2 separate regions of the Mus musculus genome follow, and region 1 is linked to region 2. A link is a loop called in an ENCODE intact Hi-C map of the cell type or tissue named here. Cell type or tissue: left cerebral cortex. All regions are shown on one strand. Each heading gives the region's core, and the rest is flanking DNA. Links, peaks and the distances in the headings are about the cores only.

Evidence for each region. A loop is a pair of places that touch in the nucleus more often than their neighbours do. Peaks named below come from ENCODE experiments on the same cell type or tissue, not always from the same donor. Only the 100,000 strongest peaks of a DNase experiment are listed, where the experiment ranks them.
Region 1: it touches region 2 in a loop (4-fold over the local background); 2 of 42 quality-filtered maps call a loop at or near these places.

What each region holds. Positions count from the first base shown.
Region 1 is chr14:31,618,431-31,628,702 of GRCm38, forward strand. Hacl1 (2-hydroxyacyl-CoA lyase 1) reads right to left here. Exons shown (of 17, transcript NM_019975.3): 8 at 7,910-8,022; 9 at 4,409-4,544; 10 at 2,573-2,678; 11 at 1,415-1,498; 12 at 542-643. Among named protein-coding and RNA genes, the nearest start is that of Hacl1, 17 kb to the right of the region's middle. In left cerebral cortex, for the core only: no CTCF peak of the experiment used is centred there; a DNase peak (open chromatin) is centred at 4,566.
Region 2 is chr14:31,566,513-31,576,784 of GRCm38, forward strand. All of the region lies in intron 1 of Colq (collagen-like tail subunit (single strand of homotrimer) of asymmetric acetylcholinesterase), which reads right to left. Among named protein-coding and RNA genes, the nearest start is that of Colq, 5.7 kb to the right of the region's middle. In left cerebral cortex, for the core only: no CTCF peak of the experiment used is centred there; DNase peaks (open chromatin) are centred at 5,468 and 6,481.

The DNA of each region.
Region 1 (10,272 bases), core at 2,254-7,253, 51 kb after region 2:
TCAAACTGACAGCTTTCCAAGGTCAGACTGCTTTTCTTCTACCAGTTCACAGCACTCTCAAACGGCGACTCTTCAGACGCTCAACCTGCAGGAGCCTGAGGCCCCTTCCAGGTAAAGCACACACTAACTACACCACAAGTACACACACAGGGGCGTGCACAGGTTACAAGTACACACACAGGGGCGTGCACAGGTGTTTTTTTTCTTATTTACATAGTTAAAAACTCACCTTTTAGGGGGGCATTCTTCAAGATTTGAAACAGGTTTGCTCTGTATAGCCCTGGCTAGGCCCAAACTCTGCCTGCCTCTGCCTCCCGAGTGCTGTGATTAAAGGCGTGTGCCCTATGACTGGCTTCACTGCCATTTTTTACTAGTTCTTACTCCACTTTCTGGTTTGTAGACCTTGTGAGAAGCGTGTCCTGGTTTTTTGATCCCTAGGCTGACAGAGTGCAGTGCTTCCTGACTGTCTACATCCTATTACGGAAGGACTAAGCGACCCATCAACCTGAGGGATTTTGAATTTCCGCTGGCCCCACGTTACCTTGGAGATGGCTTCATTGCTCTTCATTTTCTCCCTCAGAGTCTTCCACCACTGGCTGTCTGGGGGGCACTGCCACGGAGTTTTATCAAACTGTTCTAAAAGCTAAAAATATAACAAAACAAATTTTTCTTTTCTTTCTGAAAATAAACTTGAGGCGCATGAACATAAAAATTTTCCTAAAGAAGGCTCTCAGCACACTGGAGGAGGCTGGTGATACACTGCAGTTGGCTCGTGACACACTGCCCTTCCCACCGCACCCTCTGCCTGCAGTGAAAGACTGACAGCAGGTCAGTGGGTAGCGCCATGAGCCACGTGACACAGACCAAGGGCTGCAAATTACCCAAGTGACTGCACACAGGACAGGGATAGCATCTGCATCTCAACATGACAATTACACAAAATCAAGTGACAAAGGTGACCATGTCGGACCTCCTGCCACAATGAAATGTATAAATTACATACAAATAGGAAGTCTGCCAAGTCACTGATAACAACTTGAAGAGTAAAAATGTCCTTATTACCTGAAAATATACTGTTAGATTTCCTGCTGTGTAATAAGTCAATTTCAATTCCTTTAAAAGCTATACTGTAATTTTTTTTTCTCAGAAAGCTAAATTCTACTTAACTGAATTCTGGTTTGAATGACTTTATGTTTTTAAATGCTAAGTTAACATTCTACAATGCTAACTTCCACCAATATGACCATGTAGTAAGCCGAATTTACCAAGTTCAAAAGTTGCAGTTGGTTTTCTATTATAAACTTAGTGTAAAATGACTAGACATGCCACCAAGTAAATCAAAAGGAGCCTTGTCCAGAATTGACTGCTTTAGGGGCCAATCCGCAGAAGCTAAAACCCAGAGAAAGGCTCGTACCTGTTTAGAGACAGCATCTATATCTCCTAGCAAAATCACAGAAGGCCTGACATTATTCCCCAGTTCTTCTGCACAGATATCAATCTACAAAAAGAGAAAAACCCGAGAACAAGCAATGTTTAGTCATTTTTGTTTTGAAAAAACATTCAGAACAAAATCTTTTTTATTTTATGTGTGTGTGTGTGTGTGTGTGTGTGTGTGTGTGTGTGTGTGTTTTGTCTGCAAGTATGTTATTTGTATGCCTGGTATCCAACGAGGACAGAAGAAGGCATCAATTACTCTAGGGCTGGAGTGACATATCATTGTGGGATGCCATGTGAGAGCTGGGAATTGAACCTGGGTCCTGTGGAAGAGCAGCCAGCTCTCCAGCCCACTATGTTTGCTCTTAAAATCCTTTAGGAAGAGCTGTTGAGATGCCCCAGTGGGTAGAAGCATCTCCACCAAGCCTGATGACCAACTCCCATAGGCTGTCCTCTGGCCTCAGCACATGTACTGACACGCAAGTACACATATATGTGCACATATGCACATGGACACACACTAAGTAAATGCAGTCAAGAAAAATAATAAGCAGTGGTATTACAAAAAGACTTTTAGAAGTTAAGAGCCTCAGCTGCTCTTCTAGAGGACCTCGGTTTGATCCTCAGCACCCACACAGAAGCTATCATCAGTAACTCTAGTTCCAGGGTGTCTGATGCCATCATGTGGCCTCAGGAGCACACACAGAGTCATAGGAGAGGTTACAGGACTTTCCAGGGACTCAGTCTAATGGCAGGCGAAAGCAAAGTCATTTAGAGATTTCTAAAGGTTGACAGTTTCGTCACCTAAAAGACATCGTCACCCCTAACAAGGCAGAGGGTGTCTCTCCAACCTACCCTCTACATAAGCCTCTTTCCCTATCTTTAAATACAGTGGAGCGGTGAAGAGGCAAATTATCCTTTTCAAACTATTCAAAACTTGACTTTGAAAGCTCTTCTGGTTAGAATTAGCACAGGATACCTTGTAGGCTTGAAAGGGCAGCTTAACTCTGGTACCTGTTAATTATGTTAGATAATTTGTAAAATCTATTTTTGTCAGAAGACAAAGGGTTCTTTACAAAAGCCGAGAAGAAAGCAGAGCTTACAATGGCTGAGAGGGAGAACAACCCTCTCTGAGTACCTGAATAAACTTCACGTCTGCCTGGTATCTTGGAGGCAGTCCAAAATGTAAGATCCAGTTTAGTCTCGCACCAAATAACACAATCACGTCAGCGGACTGCAAAGCCCTGTTGAAGAAGAAAAGGAGGAGGTTTAACAAGGGCTCAATGACACTTTTTACTTGAGCTCTTCTCAACTTTTTAAAATATTTTCCAAGTCTAAAATTTGGAGCTTCTAGAGTGAATCTGATCTTTCAGATTAAGGTGAGTTTTGGAAAGCTGGGAAGATGGCTCAGTGGGCAAAACGCTTGCCATGCAAGCATGAGAACCCAAGGAGGTCGGATCCACAGCACCCACGTAGGGGCTGACTGCTGTGGTGCACATCTGTGCTGAGCCCGGGGGGAGGGGCTTGGGGGGAGAGGGGAGGACCGGTGGACGTAGGTGGATCCTGGAAGCCAGGCGCCTAGTCAGACAGGCAAGCTGCAGGTTCAGTAAGAGAGACCCTGCCTCGAAACTAAGGAGAACATGAAGGAGAAAGCAAGAAAGCTGGGCTCAACTGTGACATGCACACGTGCATGTGTGTGTCTCACTCCCAACACACACTCCATCTCACCCCCCCCACACACACACACAAGGACATGATGTGTTAATTTTGTTCTGTTTTGAAGATTGGGTATTGCTTTTTTAACTAATGCTGGCTTCAAACTTGTGATCTTTCCCCCTGGCCTCCCAAAGGCTGGGGTTACAGTATGTATCACTACGCCTGGATATGTTTTCTAGGAGCACCTATTTATAAACATTATTCATATTCCAGATTTTTCTCCCCCCCAAACCCCGCCCAAGACATGGTCTCATGTAGCCCAGATTGGCCTCAAATTCCTTATGTAGGATTATGACTTTGAACTTCCAGTTTCCTTGTATCCAGTAATAGGATTAAAGACACATGTCCCCATGCCCAATTCCTGAGTGCAGGACTTCACACCTTCTAGGTAAGCACTCTCCCAGCAGAGACGTCCTCAGCCTGGAATTACTTTCTAAAATACACTACGCATTACCTAATGCCCAAATAACTGAGACCAGGCTGTGTTTTCACAAATTTTCAGTAACTTGACCATCTAAATTCTGGTCCGTTGCTTTGTGAAAATTCCAAGGAGGCTACAGATGGTACTGTACGTACAGATGCACACCACTAGGTAGGTGCCAGAGGGCAGGAATTGTGCTAGTGTGATTCCAACCTGGAAACTGAGTAAGAGTCCAAATAACTTCCTCTCCCGAGTGAAGCCATCCAGGCACACACGCATCCAAGGCTCCCAGTGCCGTGCCCGTGCCCTTCCATTTCTTCCAGTGAAGCCAAACGGCGTATGCTCATTCCAGACTCCGCCATACCCCGTTCCCCCATCCTGTCAATCCATTAGCCCCCCCCTTCCTTTCCTCTCATACTCCTCTCCCCTCCCTCCTTCCACTGAAGCAGAGCAGCATGCTACAGTCCACGGCCTCCAATGGTCCTGCTTCCCAGCTACATTCCTTCTTCATCCCTCCCTAGGGTTTCACTACGCTGGCCACTAATCCAGCCTTAAGGAATACAAACATGTGCTTCTCCACCTAGCTAAGAGAACTCTTGAAAGTATTAGAGATAATGAGAGACAGGTAACTGAGGGGTTTCCTCTAAAAACCATAAGGGCCAGGAGAAAATAAATATTATCTTTACAAAAATGGAAATGTTCAAAACAGGTATGTTTAGAATTACATGAACTTTTTAGAGCTCCTCTCTCAATTCATCAAGGTCACACACACACACAAATTTAATCCAGTCTAAAATCTGCCAAGCCATTGTACGTAAAACCTGGAACGCCACGCACCTGGATCTGGCCGCGCCTACACAGTTGGGATGATTGTCAGGGACAACCCCCTTCCCCATAGGCGTAGGCAAAAATGGCAAACTGCACTGCTCCACCAGCTTCCTGATGCTGTCCTCTGCGTGGGAATAGGCAGCGCCTTTGAGAAATGCAAATCACGAGATGACACAGTTACACTCAGCACTGGGAACCTCAAACCTCAAACGTGTCACAGGAATTTGCTTTTAGATCCCAAATCCTCCTCCTGCGTAAAACACCAGCCTGAAAGCAAAATGAATGGTGGCAGATGTTCAGGAGAAATACCTCGAAATAAAAACCTGTATCTGTGCCTCTGACTGCAGTCAACTTTCCTGCCTCACGCTCTGGGCCTACTAAACTACTACCCACAATTCCCTGAACATAGGTGGATAGGGAAGACCTCTGCCCTGAAAGATAAAAACTGAGGAAACGCTGATCTACATTACCAGTAAACTCCTTCGAAGTCTGCTGTGCAGGACGTATGTATGTATGCATGTATGCATGTATGTATGTATGTATGTATGTATGTACTGTGCAGGATGTATGAGTCTCTACGTCTCTACAACGCTGCGGCTGTAACAGGGCTAGTCTGAGCAGGCACCTATCTGTTTTTACAACTATATGCTGCAGGATAAAACATGCCCTCAATGACCCTGAAAACAACTTCCTGCCTCGACATATAGAATAGTTTTGTTTCTGAAGACATCATGCCCACGATTGTTTTTAGCTACTTAGTTTTATATTCTTTAGTGCTAATAGCATAGTATCTATATCTATGAATCCTAGTAAGTAATATAGTGTATGTTCAGACTCACTATCACATTCTGCACTAAAAGACCATCTTATAATTCTCTATTATACGTATGTGATGAAAATAGTCTTATTTCAGTCAATACGTTTTCTTTTCTTTCTTTTCTTGTTTTTTTTTTTTTCTGCTTATTTATTTTGTTTGGTTTTTGGAGACAGGGTTTCTCTATGCAGCCCTGGCTGTCTGGAACTCACTCTGTAGAGCAGGCTGGTCCCTTGAACAGAGATTGGGATGCCTCTGCCTCCTGAGTGCTGGTAATGGTGCGCACCACCACTGCCCAGCTCCAGAAATGCTCTTATTTTCTTTCTTATTTTAGTGTCTTTCTTCACGCAGTCCATTTTTTTCCTTCACAGCCTCTGTTCCCCTTGTCTACTGGAAGACTACTAATTTTTCATTGCACAGCTGTGGTGTCATCTCCTCTGGACCCTCTTCCACATCACCTAGGCAGAACCTCCCTTCCTAAACTCTGCCTCACTTTCCCTGTGCATACTGTACTATAACAGGAGCTATGAGGACGAGGAGGTGGCTCTGTCGGTAAGGTGCTTGTGGTGCCTGCATGAGGCTGAGTTTAAACCCAGGCATGGTGGCACACCTCGGTAACCCTAGCACTGAGGAGAGTAGACAGGTGGATCTCAGGAGCTCACTGGCCACACAGTCTTAGTCAAATAGGTGAGTTCTGGGTTCAGTAAGAGACTGTGTAAAAAATATAAGTAGGAAAACACCTGATGTCAGTTTTTGGTATCCACATATGCGCATACATGAAAATGTACACACATATACACCATACAACAAAGAATTTAAAAGTGCACTACTTTAATCCTAGCACTCATGAGCAGAGGCAGATAGATCTCTGTGAGTTCAAAGCCAGCCTGATCTACACAGTGAGTTCCCAGACAGCCAGGACTGTCTCAAACCAAACCAAACCAAACAACAAACAGTAATAATAAAAGCATCAAGAGTTTAGTAGCCCAGCATGATGGTGCACATGTTTAATCCCAACACTCAAGAGGCAGAGGCAGGTGGATCTCTGTGATTTTGATGCCAGTGTGGTCTACCCAGTAAGTTCTAGGCCAGTGAAGACTATATTGAGAGACTTTGCCTCAACCAAACCAAAACAAACAGAACACCGGCCTACTATATTTATTATCAAGTGTGTTTTCCTTTGGATGGAAATTATTATTTCACTGTATTCTTCATGAATACTATGATTGCTGCCACATTGTAAGCATCCATCAGTAAATGCTTGTTCAAGGAGGAATGACAACTAGAACCACGGAGAGCTTTCCACACTCATTGCTGCTTAATTACATCCCATTTGGGTGGCTGCTATCCTTCCTATGTCAGGTGATTTATTTGCCAATCAAAAAAATCAACGCATCGTACAAAGCACTGAGCGCAGCACGGAGCTTAAGGTTTTTCCTTCATTGCCTCCCCTGGATTAGAACCCAGGATTTCAAACCAAACATTCTAGCCCCGAGCTACATCCTCAGCACCACCACCTTCCTTAAAACTGTCTTCAGTTTGTCTACAGTTGGCTCCTAAGCAGCTGAAACGGATGCGCACGCTCACAGGCAGTCCTAACAGTTCTAGGGTAGCAAGCAGATACAACAACAGTGTTCCAGCCAGCCATGAGCCTGGGGTACATGTAAGCTTGAGGCAAACCTAGGCTATATAGGAGATCCTGTATCAAAAAAAAAGAACACAAAATAAAAGAAAAAACAATAATACATTAACAGGCATATAAATGGTTTTGTATGACACCTAAGGGGTAAGCAATTTGAACACTGGACCAAAAGCCTTCCGGATCCATACCTTTTAATTTAGTTAATTTTCCTCTGGGGCACCACCATAAATCCTAACTATGGAAAAACCTTCATATAAGAATGTTTATCACAGCCGGGTGTGGTGGCGCACACCTTTAATCCCAGCACTCAGAGGCAGAGGCAGGCGGATTTCTGAGTTCGAGGCCAGCCTGGTCTACAGAGTGAGTTCCAGGACAGCCAGGGCTACACAGAGAAACCCTGTCTCGAAAAACCACACACACACACACACACACACACACACAAAAGAATGTTTATCACAGCTGTCAAATATTTGACAGCAAGTGTCAATGCATATGAGTCAATGCTAAAATTGTATTTAGGAAATAATTTTAAGAAAAATATTTCTTCCAGGGGTGGTGGTGGTGGTGATGGTGATGGTGGCCTTTAATCCCAGCACTCTGGAAGCAGAGGCAGGTGGATGTCTGTGAGTTCAAGGACAGCCTGGTTCTAGGATAGCCAGGACAGAGAAACTAAGTCTCAAAAGAAAAAAAAAAACTATAAAAAGCTTAAAAACGTAAAGCTGCCTATATAACATGATCACAGTATGTAAAATAGACATTAAAAATAAAATTCTGAAGGCTAAGACTGGTTCCCCAGATGGAGAGGTCTGTTCTAAAACTTTTGTACATTTTCCAAAGTCTTTTGTAAAGAAGAAATACATTTACTTCTAAGTCAAGGAGTGAAACTTTTTCTTGTAAAAGTGAGGTCCCTGGGCCACTGAGGGTAGGCTCTATGATCTGAAAGCGGATGAAAAGAGCACTTGTCCCGATCACGAGCAGAGAGCACACAACAAAGAGCAATGAAGACAGTTGGCAGAGGCAGCCTTCCCAGCCTGGAGTTAGCAGCTCTGGCTACCTTTCCCGATGATAAGCAGGGGTTGCTTGGCATCCCGAAGAACAGAGGCTGCTGCGCACACAGCAGAGGTTTCTGCCATGCTAACTGGAGGTGGCATGCAGCACTCCTTGTATCTGAAAGAAAAATGGTGTTATAATAATTAAAAGAGGCTAAGGAGATGGGAGACAGCCCAGCAAGCAAGATGGCACCAAGCCTGATGGCTTGAGGACCTGAGATGAACCTCTAGATTGGTGAAAGGAGAGAGTGGATTCCAGCAAATTGTCCTTTGGCTACTACACATGCACACGCGCACACACACAAATAAATGCCTTAGGCTGAGTGGTGGCTCACACCTCTAATCCCAGCACTCAAGAGGCAGAAGCAGGTAGGTCTCAGTGAGTTTGAGGCCAGTCTGGTCTACATGGTGAGTTCTAGGACAGTCAGAGCTTTTTAAAAAATTATTTGCCAGGTGGTGGCGCACGCCTTTAATCCCAGCACTCAGGAGGCAGAGGCAGGTGGATTTCTGAGTTCAAGGCCAGCCTGGTCTACAAAGTGAGTTCCAGGACAGCCAGGGCTAAACAGAGAAACCCTGTCTCGAAAAAACAAAACAAACAAACAAAAAAAAAAACCAAAAAAAATTATTTGGGGGGCTGGAGAGGTGGCTCAGTGGTTAAAGCGCTGGCTGCTAGTCCAGAGTTCAATTCACAGCCACCACACAGTGGCCCCTAACCATCTGTAATGGGAGTACAGTCGTGCAGGCACATAGAGCACGCATGTACATAAAATAAACAAATACATCTTTAAAAACAAAGAGGCTAATTTTAAAATTTCTTACTGTGAAAATTTCGAAGTTTACATAAAAAAGTAGAAAACAGGCTAACACATTCTACGGCCTTGGCCAGCATGGTGATATAACCTTTAATTCCAGTACTCAGGAGCACAGAAAGAAAACTATGAGTCTGAGGCCAATCTGGTCTAGACAGATAGTCTGGGATACACAGACCCTACCAATGAAAAGAAATTGCACAAACTCAATTAAAATATTCAATGAGAATGTCATTTTACATTGGTATCAGTCGCACACATACATATGCACACATACATAGAGCCCCTCCCCCTTGAATCTTGAACTTCCCTGCAGGAATCAGACCTTTTATTCTTAAAAACTTACAAATGCAGCTCTAAAGATAAGGACCCACTTTTATACAACTATAAAGTCCCCAGACATAGTAAGAGTTGGTTCTTAATATCCGCTAATAGCCAGTCAGATGAGCAAACAACTGACAGAAAGTCTGGGCCCAGGGCACCCCAGCAGGAATAGTAGACCAGAAATCAGTGGCAGTTGACATAGAAATGAGCTAATATGGAAGGCTAGGTGCTATCTATTCTCAGTTGACTTTCAAAACAACAGGTGAAGGGTTACTGTTGTCTCCTTCGCACTGGGTTCCAGCTGGCAGAGATGCACTGTGCGAGTGTTCTGTCGCAGAGGTCCCTCACCATTCCTGATTCCACTCACACGTAAAATCAAATCACACTAGTAAGATAAAGTTAGTAAGACATCACCACGGCCCTTACTAAGAACCATTAAAGCTGCCAGAGTTAGCGATCTCTGAGTAAAAGCTCCTCACAGTGCCCATCCAATCTCACAAAAAACATGGAAGGTTACAGATTTTTAATTATGAAAGGCTCACTGTCCTTCATCCCTCCGCATTACTGTGATTGTCATATTCTGATGAATACTCAAGAGATGTTCTTGTGTTGCATTCTCAAAGACAGAAATTTCCCCAGTATATCAGATATACAGACCACTGTCTGTAACCATTAGAGAACCATTTCCATAACAGCAAGGCCCTCAAAAGGTGCATTTAAGAAATAACTTTAGAGCTGGCGAGATGGCTCAGTGGGTAAGAACACTGACTGCTCTTATGAAGGTCCTGAGTTCAAATCCCAGCAACCACAGTGTGGCTCACAACCACCCATAAAGAGATCTGACACCTTCTTCTGGTGTGTCTGAAGACAGCAACAGTGTACTCATTTATAATAATAAATAAATCTTAAAAAAAAAAAGAAATAACTTTAAAACAATGGACCATGCTGGGTGTAGAACACCTTTAACCCCAGCACTTGGGAGGCAGAGACACAAGGGTTTCTATGAGTTTGAGGCCAGCCTGGTCTACACAGAGAGTTCCAGGACAGTTTAAACTGCAGTGAGACTCTCTTTCTTTCTTTCTTTCTTTCTTTCTTTCTTTCTTTCTTTCTTTCTTTCTTTCTTTCTTTCTTTCTTTCTTTCTTTCTTCCTTCCTTCCTTCCTTCCTTTCTTCCTTTCTTTCTCTCTCTTTCTCGCTCTCTCTCTTTCTTTCTCTCTCTCTCTCTCACACACACAT
Region 2 (10,272 bases), core at 3,294-8,293:
TCTCAGGCCTTCTTCAGGGGGGCTGCTGGACTAATTCTTTCTTCTTATCAATAAGGAGAGTTATGCCCATTATATGACTATTCTCCTCCTCTTCCTCTTCCTCCTTTTCCTCTTTGTCTCCTTCCTTCCTTTTCTCCCAGTTTGTTTAGGCCTAAAACTTTTTTTTCTTTTTCTTTTTTAGTTTTTCGAGACAGGGTTTCACTGTGTAGTCTTGGCTGTCCTAGAACTCCTCTTTAGACCAGGCTGTCTTTGAACCAGGAACTTTGAATCCCTGCCTCTGCCTCCAGCGTGTTGCGATAAAAGGCATGTGCCACTACTGCCCAGCTATAATTTTTTTATTTTGTGTTCATAGTGTTTGGACTGCATGTATGAGGGTGCAAGAGCCCTGGAACTGGAGTCATGGGCACTTGTGAGTTACCATGGGGGTGCCAGGAATTGAACCTGGGTCCTTGGGAAGAGTGACAAGTGCTCTTAACCACTGAGTCATTTCTCCAGCCCCCAAACACATTTTTAGTGGAGTGGAATTTAACCATTTCTTTTCTAATTTTTGCTCTACCCCACCACTTCAGTTATTTATAAAGAAAACTCCAAAGCTTTCTTTTAGCAATTTTACAGTTCCTATTTTATATTTAAAATACATTTATCCTTATATTTTATATTTAACTAGTTTGTAATTAATTATAAGATGTAAATTTGTTTACTTTTTAGAGGATAAATTTTTCTTTTTTATTAATTTTTAAGTTAGTATACAAAATAATGGGGTTTTAACATGTTTGACATATATATGTATATATATAATTAATTTTACTCATATGTGCCTGCCCTTGCCATTCCTTGTCCCCCTTCTTACTCTTGTTGGTTTCCTGCTTGGTCTTATGTGAGTGTGTGTGTGTGTGTGTGTGTGTGTTCCACACATGAGTGAGAGAATACACAGAACTCTATTCCTATAAGCTGGGAGGGCACAGGCCCTAGCGGGGAGCCTTGTACTGTTGTTTTGCTAAATGGTCATGCAGCAAACTGCCCTTGAATGTTTCCGTTTGTATCCACAGGTTTGGAGGAGCTGTCTCTCCTAGCGGTTAATGCAGAGGCTCAAAACTGGCCAAAGTGCTGAGAGTAAGTGACTGTCAGCCATAATCGGGCCATTTGCACACCCGCACAAATATCAGGGAAACCATGGAAGAGTTGGTGGCTGGGGGTGCTGTGGAGTTGACATGGCTGCTGCACTCCTAAGCTCGCTGCAGCTATGAGAACCTGCACACAACCACACTGCACATAAATAGAGACTCAGCATATGAGAGATTATCTTCTGTCTTTCTTCCTTGCTACCCTGTCTTATTTTTCCCTCCATTAGGTATTTCCTCCCTCCATATAGGTTCCTTCCTATTTCATATATATAGACATATGTGTACAATAAATGTTTTAATAATTATACACATAATTATAAATAGATATATCTCTGCATTTATAAATAGTGTCTAGAGTCCTTTTATGAGAGAAACATGATATTTGTCTAAATCTAGTTTATTTTGCTTCACACGATGATCTCCAGTTGCGGTTTCCTGAAAATGGTGTAATTTTGTTCTTTGCAGCTGAGGAAACACCCCACTGTGTTTACCCGCCACCTTTTCCTTATCCTTGCATCTGTAGATGGACATCTAGCCAGCTTCCATATCTTGGCCTCTGTGACTAGGGCTATAATAAACACGGGTGTGCTGGCATCTCTGAAGAGCGCTGACACGGAGTCCTTCTGGGTGGGCTCAGGAGTGGTGCAGCCGGGCCGCACAGTGGCTCTCTCCTGTTTGCTGAAGCTCTCCACACTGTCCAAAGCTTCATGAGTTTTGCTTTGCTGCCACCTGTATGTAGGATTCCACCCCCCCCCCCCCCCGCCCGACCCGTGGCAGCATTTGCTTCCTTTTCCTTTTCAGTTCTTTGAGGTAAGGTCTCAGTCTGTAGCCCAGGTTGGCCTCCAATTCATTGCAGTCCTCCTGCCTCAGCCTCCCTGGTGCTGGATCACAGGGGCAGGTCACCATGCCCAGCTTGTTATCCCAGGACAGCCATTCTGACTAGGATGAAAGAATCAGCGCAGCTTTGATTAGCTTGTCCCTGATGGCTAAGGATGTGGAACATTTTTCCATATATTCATTGGCCATTCTTGCCTCCTCTGAGAACTGTCCATTACTTCATCCACTGGGCCTGACTCTCTCCTTGAGCCAACTCAGGCAGTTTACTGCTGCTTCCCACAGAAATCCCACTAGTGAGGGAGTATGTCAGCCAACCCAATATGGTTCTCACAAGGCCCTGCTGCCTTCCAGATCCCGGAGTCTTTACCCCTCCAAACATTAGCTCTCCATGTTGAGACTTTGGTTTCTGTCTGATCATGGGGCATCTGGAAGCTTCTAGGGACCGCCATGAGATCTACCCTAATAAAGATGCTGGTGGAAGATTGGCCCTGTATGGACACAAAGTGGTACACCAACCAGCTTTGACCTCTCCCGACAGTGAAACCCTGCAGGCTCTTCACATAAGGCACACGTTCACCGCTGGTCTGAACTAGGGTAGACCCAACAGGGGTGCTCCAGTTGAGTACGCAGGTTTCTGTAAGTAGGATGGCTGTGGTCACCTATCTCTGAGTTTTACCCTCTGCCTGAAGTTGGGCAGGCCTCCCAGGAGCACGAGTCCCAGAGGGAAGTCCCTGAAGCAAGAAGACAGCTGATGGGGGGGGGGGTTCCCAAACTCTTCAAAAGAAGACAGCTGAGGGATGAGCAGAGGAGGGTGCAGGGAAGTCCAAACGGGGAGGCAGAAGGGGGAGGCCGGAAAGGGAGGGGCTTGCGCGGTTCATTCATGCTCTTTCCTCTTTTCAGTCCTTATCCCAGCAGTTGACTGAAAGACCACACCAGCCACCAGCTTCCTTCAGCTGTTCCCAGCTCTCAAACAAGCAGCTCCCCCCATGTTTTCATTGGTTGCCATGGGGAGATGAGCATGGATGTGAATCGGGAAATGCCTGGGGCTCACACATGGACAAGTGCCAGGGTATATTTTTAAGACATCAGGGGAAGCCCGTCACTAGGGAAGGAGAGCCTTCTTGCCTGATTAGCTGCCCAGCACCAGCTTTCCTTAAGGCCTAGTTTGCAAACAAAAAGTGGTAGAAATATGAACTTCTTGCTTTAATTCACTAAGTGTTTTAAGCAAAAAGTTATTTCAGTTTTTGGTTGGGTGCAACAAATGGTAGTGACCGGCACTGAAATGTTCACAACAATCCTCCTCAATCCTGACCAAGTGTTTGTGGCTTAGATCCTTTTAGCCCCATGAGAGCAATTAGCCTATAGTCACACCACTATAAAAACCGAAACCCCAGGGAGCAGAGTGTTGGAAGTGTTACTCCTGATGTCACAGGAGAAGAGAAAGCTTGGTCCCCAAGACTTGGCTTGTAACTATCCCAGATCCCTGTCTTCCTGGGATGCCCAGTAGTATTGAAACCCAGTGACCCATGTGGTGACTAGTTCAGGAAAACACCTCACAGGGACATCAAGTTTCATTTTCTTCACGGTGAAGAGACTGAGGTAGCAGAATAAACTCCATTTTGCTTTTAAGACTCCATTCTAAGTTAACTTGCCCTGAGAGAGGCATGGGCCCCACCCTTGAGGTCTGAGAAAAAGCATGAAATGTCCCTGGCAGTTGCAAAATAGACAAGCATCTGCAGCTGGCTGATAACACCAGAGTGGGCTAAGAAAACCTAAGTCGTTCCCAGGTCCAGGTGCTCCCTTTTGATGTGTGCTCCCTCCCTGCCATTTAACCAGGTGCTGTAAACCAGTTAGCTTAAAGGCCAGTGCTCCTTTACCCTCTCATGTAACACCGAGGCTTGGAAACCCCCACCTGTGTTTTTTTCCTGTGTAAACCCCTTTCCCCTAGACCTGGGGGCTGCCCTCCTATCTTGCTCCATCATCAGAAAGGTTTGTGGCCCAGGCTCAACAGCCTGAATAAAGACTCTCATGTACTTGCATCAGAGTTGTGGTTCCTGGTGGTCTCTTTGGGGTTTTTTGAGATCTGATGAACTGCTGGTAGCCACACTCCTGTCTGCTTCAAATCCCATAGCATCTAAACAAAGCATGAGGTAAGTGTGGTCCACCAAACGGCTCCTATTGGTATCTAGAGCTGAGCTTTGGTGGTTGTAAATGCTATCTTCTGTGTGAATGGGGCATTGTGGGTAACTAAGACACTTAAAATGAGGAAACAATCCTGGCTTATCTGGGTTCCTAAATGTAATCGCAAGTGTCCTTCTAAGAGCCAGGCAGAGGCTGGGGATGTCGCTCCATGTTAAAGTGCTTGCCTAAAATGTACAAGCCCCTGGATTCACACCACAAACAAACACAACAGACTGATAAGGGGGCTTGAGAAGCGATATGTAGCATGGCTGTGTGTGGACACAGGAGAGAAAGCTGGGAACCAAAGAATCTGAGAAGCACAGCTTAGATCTAGAAAAGATGAGGGAACTAAGTCTCCCTTGGGCCCTTGGCCCCCACCCAGGGGAAATTATTTCAGACTGTGGTCCTCTGGAACTGTTGGAAAGTTGGAGGTGGTTCATGTTCACAGGAAGATAATGAAGTAACTTTGCAGTGAGCTACAGCAGTGGTTTTCAAAGTGTGGACTGTGGGCCTGGAGCCTGGAGGCACCTGAAGCATTGCAGAGATGCAGGTGCTTAGGCCCACTCTAGAACCCTCAGAATAAGGACCTCTTAGAGGGTTCCGGGGCCTTTGTTTTAGCGAGCCCCTCACTGATTCTGATTTTGGGTATAGTACAATGGTTAGCAACAGCTAAACCTTCTGATCACCAGGGGAACTTGAAATGCTGCCCATGCTAGGGGACTTAGCACCTAGAACCCAGCCTAGACTATGTTATGGGGGTTACTGCTGTGGACTGCTGCCCTCCAGTTCAGCTGTGCAGACCTTTGGAAACCTAGAAAAGCTGGAGGCTGCAAAGGGAGGGAAAGGCCAGCTGGGCTTCTAGCTCCGGGGCTTACAGTCACATGCCCAGAGGGGCCCAAAGAAGCAGATATAATTAAAAGAATGAAGCAGGTGTGAGGCAGGTGCGAGGCAGGTGTGAGGCAGGTAAGAGGCAGGTGTGAGGCAGGTGCAAGGCAGGTGTGAGGCAGGTGTGAGGCAGGAGGAAATGGAGACTCTGGATGATCGGGAGCAGATTCTACACATGGTCGATGTGCCATCCCAAAAGGAGGGATCAGGACTACCAGGTCGGTCAGCATCCCAAGAGATTTGTTTTGAAAAGATGCCAGACATATATTAAAATATAAAACCATCCACATTTTAATCATTATCAATTAAAGCAATTTAACCCTGTTCTCTCCATGGTCCAAAGCATGAAGGCAGTCACCAGCAGTGACGAGCAGTGACCAGCAAGTCATCCAGGAGAAGTTCTCACAGATGGCTGACAGAAGCTTCCTTTGGGTGGGATAATTGTGTCTGTGTAGGCACATGGTTGACTCTCACTGGAATTTAGTTGAATGAATACATTCTCCCAGAGTATGTCTGTGGGACAGAGACTGCTCTGCCCATTTTACAGACAGGAATTTGAGGCTCACCCCAGTGAAGTCCACTCCCATCACAGCTCAGTTCATAACCATGATGGTCAGAGCTCAAACCCAGGACCCTTCACTGTGGGGGATGCTGTAAAGAGCAGGTACTGTTGTAGCTCTCGGAGAACTCTGTAATAGAGAGGTCTGGGACATGGGCATTGGTAACAGTCATGGGCAGTACTCATGGGCATTAGAAGCACTTAAGGAAGGCCAGTCACCAGCATCTTGTGTGTCACATGGAAGTCAGAGACTCTCAGTCTCCAAAGCAGTTCTGTTGCTTTGTGTGATTATGCACCAGAGGAAGGCAGGCCTGGGTATCCCGAAAGGTAATGGAGAGGGGTAGAGGGGGAGGTCAGGATAGCCAAAGGAGAGCCTTCCACCTCCCAGGGCAGACATGTTTTTATAGAGCTGGGGAGTGAGAAGGCCCCTGCTTCTATAGAGGTTTGGGATGGGGGTGGCAGATGCCTGAGACCTCCTAGAGAGCCCTGTAACTTAAGAACGCTCTCTGATATTATTATCGAGAGGAAATATGGGAAGCTAAATGAGAGGAGATGGCTTGCAAGTGCATTATGGGACATTAAACAATAGCTGATCAGCATCAGACACAGATAAATGACCTGTGATCTAGTGCCAAAAATCTGGACGGTCCCCAAATGGTGGTCTGGCTGACTTCCAGGCAGCAGGGTGTATATAGCTGGACATTGTATAGACCACAGAAGTAACAGCGAGGATTCCAGCACCCACACAGAATCACATCCTTCCGTGTGGCCACACTCTACTGTGACAGATTTGTGTCTATTCCTGATCTGGATTCTGAAATTTGGATCCACAATTGCTCTGGAGAGTTCCTGCTTGCCTTCCTGCCTGGCTGGGAAACGCTTTATGGAAGAGGAACATATGTCCATGTAGGCAGAGGGTAGGATGGCTCACGGGCCTGAAAAGGTTTGTGGAAGTTGCCTTGGTTACAAGGAGGTTCCCATCCTCCAAAACACCCTGACTCATTCTGACTTTTAGGTTCCCAGTAACAAAAATATCAGCGAGATCAAGCCGTGGCTGGGGAAGTCATGCACACACTTATGCAGCAATGCCGAGCTGAGCATAGAGGGGTGTGTCTGGAATCCTAGCACATGGGCAAGAAGGCTAAGATAGGGTGGTGACATACCTAGGCCACTCTGTGCTGGGTAGTGAGTTCAAGGCTGCATGGACAATTTAAGGAGATCAAAAGCCAACAGCAGTAATAACCACCTAAGTCAGTATTCAATTGTTTGTTGCAACTCTGGGTACTGACCACTAGAGGACAAGGTGGGAGGGAAGGGACGATGAAGAACATAGAGGAGAGTTTCCATAGATGGAGGGCGGCCTTGCAGTTCTGAAAAGTCCACTTATACATTTATCCAGGCCTGAAGCAGATTCCGTTTACATTGCTAGAAGCCCTGGACTTAGAGCCAGGATTCCAGTCTCCAGATCTCCCACAACCCAGCTATGTGGCCTTGGGTGAGTTATCTAACTAATCTCTCTGTGCCTAGGAATCTTTTTCAAAGAAGCAAGAGTGTTGCTCCACTCCCACCCCAGGTGTGTGACTATCACATACATCACATACATCTGTTCCTCCAGAAATATTGCCTATGGGTCTATGTTTTATCCTTCTAGAAGCCGCAACTATTGAATTCTAACCATAAGTGGACACCAGCACCAAGTCGGGCTATAGACCCAGACAGAGCGCAGACAGGGTCAGCCCATAGCATATCAGATGAGGTGACCTTTAGGTGACCCACAGAACATGAACTTCAGCAATAAATGATTCTAGCTTTAAGTGTTGGAGGGTAAGTTTATTCCCCAGCGAACGGCTACGGCGAGGCACTCTAAGCTCCTGGCACTTTTACCAGAAACCGTTCTGAGTTGTATCTGTCACTTTGCTACCTTTGGAAGCTCAACAGTTCTTCAGTGTTCACTGGACCGTTAGTGATCATCATGGCGAGAAACAGTTCCTCTCATTCCCCTCAGCCACTCTTTGTGGTCTCAAAATCATTCCACAGTTCTTTACCATATTACGTCACAAGTTTGGCCTCTTTGGTGCTTTCTGCTCCCTGCCAGGCTCTCTCCTCTGCTGCCCTGGAGGCTGTCAGGTAATATACACCTGAGTCAGAGGTGGGGGCTACTGGTGGTTCAGGAGTGGGGTCCTTCCTGAAGAAAAGGAAGGGCCATCCCCCACATCTGTTCCCCCCTGTTCCATGTTGTGCCCACCCCCCATGTGGGCAAGCTCTTCCTGCATGCCTTTTAGAGACCTTGCTCCACCAAAATCCTGGAGGACTCCGAGCCAGCACAATCCTCCAGAACAGGGGCTGCATCCTACTTGCCCCAGCGAAACCCTGAAGCACTTTATACCCCGCCAGGCACACACAGTCAGGCACACAGCAGACTCTCTTAAGGTCCAGTAGGCTGTGAGAAATGGTTTTCCTGGTGGCTGTGTTTCGGCATCTGCACGGCTTACCTTCTTCAAAATGGTGAGAATCCACAAAGCTTAGAGTAGAGGAGGTCAGATGGAATCAGATTGTTGGTAAGTATTTAAAGGACCCCTATGGTCCTGACTCAGGGAACAGCTTCATTCCAAGGCCTGAATTCATTTCAGATGATGCTTTTGGATGTGGGGACAAAGTGAAGTGACTCCCACAGGAAACCCCAGACTGGTAATGGTTTCTCTGGTTGACCCCACTGTTTGGCCAAATGCCCAAAGCCTACATTCCCAATCACCAGATCCAGGGTTAGTGATGCATCTAGAGGGCCTTGTGTGGCTGGGGTGTAGCTCTGTGATGAAGTACTTGCATGACTTGTTCAAGGCCCTAGTCCCATGAACAGGAAACCCCAGTACACGGGAGGCCTACCCATCGATCCCACGGTCTGCTTCAAGGAGCTCCATACTACAAGGCTTTGGCTTGGGGTTGGGTTTGGCCAGTGGGAGGCTCTACAATAGGTGGTTGTGATGGGAGGAAAGAGGTCGGAGAGTTCCCGCCTCCCTGCTCTGGGTCCCTGTGTGACATCACTTATGCTTGCAGTCCTCTCCTGCAGGCCACCAAGGCTCGGGGGATCTATTTTCCCCCACTTCCTTTTCCCGCCTTCTCAAGCATAGAGGGGTAAAGTCTTTCTCCAGTCAGAAATCCCTGTGTCCCTCGACATCACAGTTGTCCTTGACCCCGCGCCTCTGAAAGTGAGCCCTTCACTCAAGTCTTTACATTGGGCACATCTAAGCTGCATCCTGTCACTGTGGTGCCCAGACCAGTACGACCTTCAAAAACCCTTCTCTAAGAGAGGTCTACATCGTGCAGGTTCTCTCCTGAGCGAGCATGTGGATGCCCCGCCCACCCACACACACTCTACAGATGCAAAGGTTTTTTTTGTTCTTTTACTCAAGAAGTAGCTACTGAGCATCTACAGATCCAGCACTGTCTGACACTGGAAACATCTAGAGTGACAGGCACACAAGATGACACGATCCCTGCCCCCATGGTGCACGCACGGTCTATACCCAATGGTCTCCAGGAAGTCGGACTGCTCATTAGAGGCAGAGCTGAAACCAGAGAAGCAAGTTTCCCTAATTCTTTCGAGTCTTCAGCAGATTCCCAAAGAAATCTATAACCCAAATATAACACAGAAGCATACACTAGGTCAGACCAAATTAGCTACCAAGTCCTGTTGGGATTTTTGAAACAGGGGCTCACTATGTAACCCAGGTCAGTCTTAAACACACCACCCTGCCTCAGCGTCCCAAGAACAGTCCCAGGCGGGTGACACCGTGCTCGGCTACCAAACTTCCCAGTGGGTCAGAGAATAATGACCCTCAGACTAGATGACCTCGTGAGAGACGTGCTGCTGACACACACTCTTGGCGATACAACCACCTGCTTCTTCTGCCTCCCCTGGTACTCTCTCTGGCTCTCTCTTCTTCATGTCTCTTCCCTGCTTCTTCTGTTTCTCACACTTTTATAATTAGCCTCACAGCAATCTCCCTGCCACTCCCTTAGGGCCTGCAGTTTGGCAGCACGGCTTGCCCGGGAGCTGTTTTTTATGAATGGAGAGAGGTGGGTGGTGAGTCTGGAGAAATGCTCTCTCTGGGTTTCATAGGCAAAGACACAGAATCAGCTTCGGTGCTTAGAAAATAAGGACTAAGGGTGCCTTAGAGCAGGGGCTGAGATGAACTGAGGAGGGTGTGAAGGAAGTAGCAAGCCCTGGGGTCTGCTTGCTTCCTCAGACCCTCTGGAGATATTTAGATTTCCTCAGAAAGGTTTGAAAAGGCTATGTCAGTAACCCAATACTTCCCCTGTACCAGGTCAGGCAGGACAAGGGCAACAGCCCGGTGGTGCCTGCAGAAAATGTTGCCTGGCTGGCCAACTAGGCAAGGCTTCTTCAATCTCCCAGCCCTGCACTCAGCAAGCAAGACACATCTGGTTCCAGGTCCACTGACCCTCTGGAAGCCCTCATCATTCCTTTAGCACCTCTAGATGGGTTGTCAGAGCTGAAGAGAAGAGAGCCCAACACGAGAGCAACCAGGGCTGAGGAAACAGCAAGCCCTGCTGACAGTGGCCAGGCAGAATCCCCTGCCCTTCAGCAAGGTTGACAGAGCAATATTTGCTTCACAGCATCCTGAGGTACGCCACACAGGGAGGAGGTTAGAGACAGATTTATAGAAA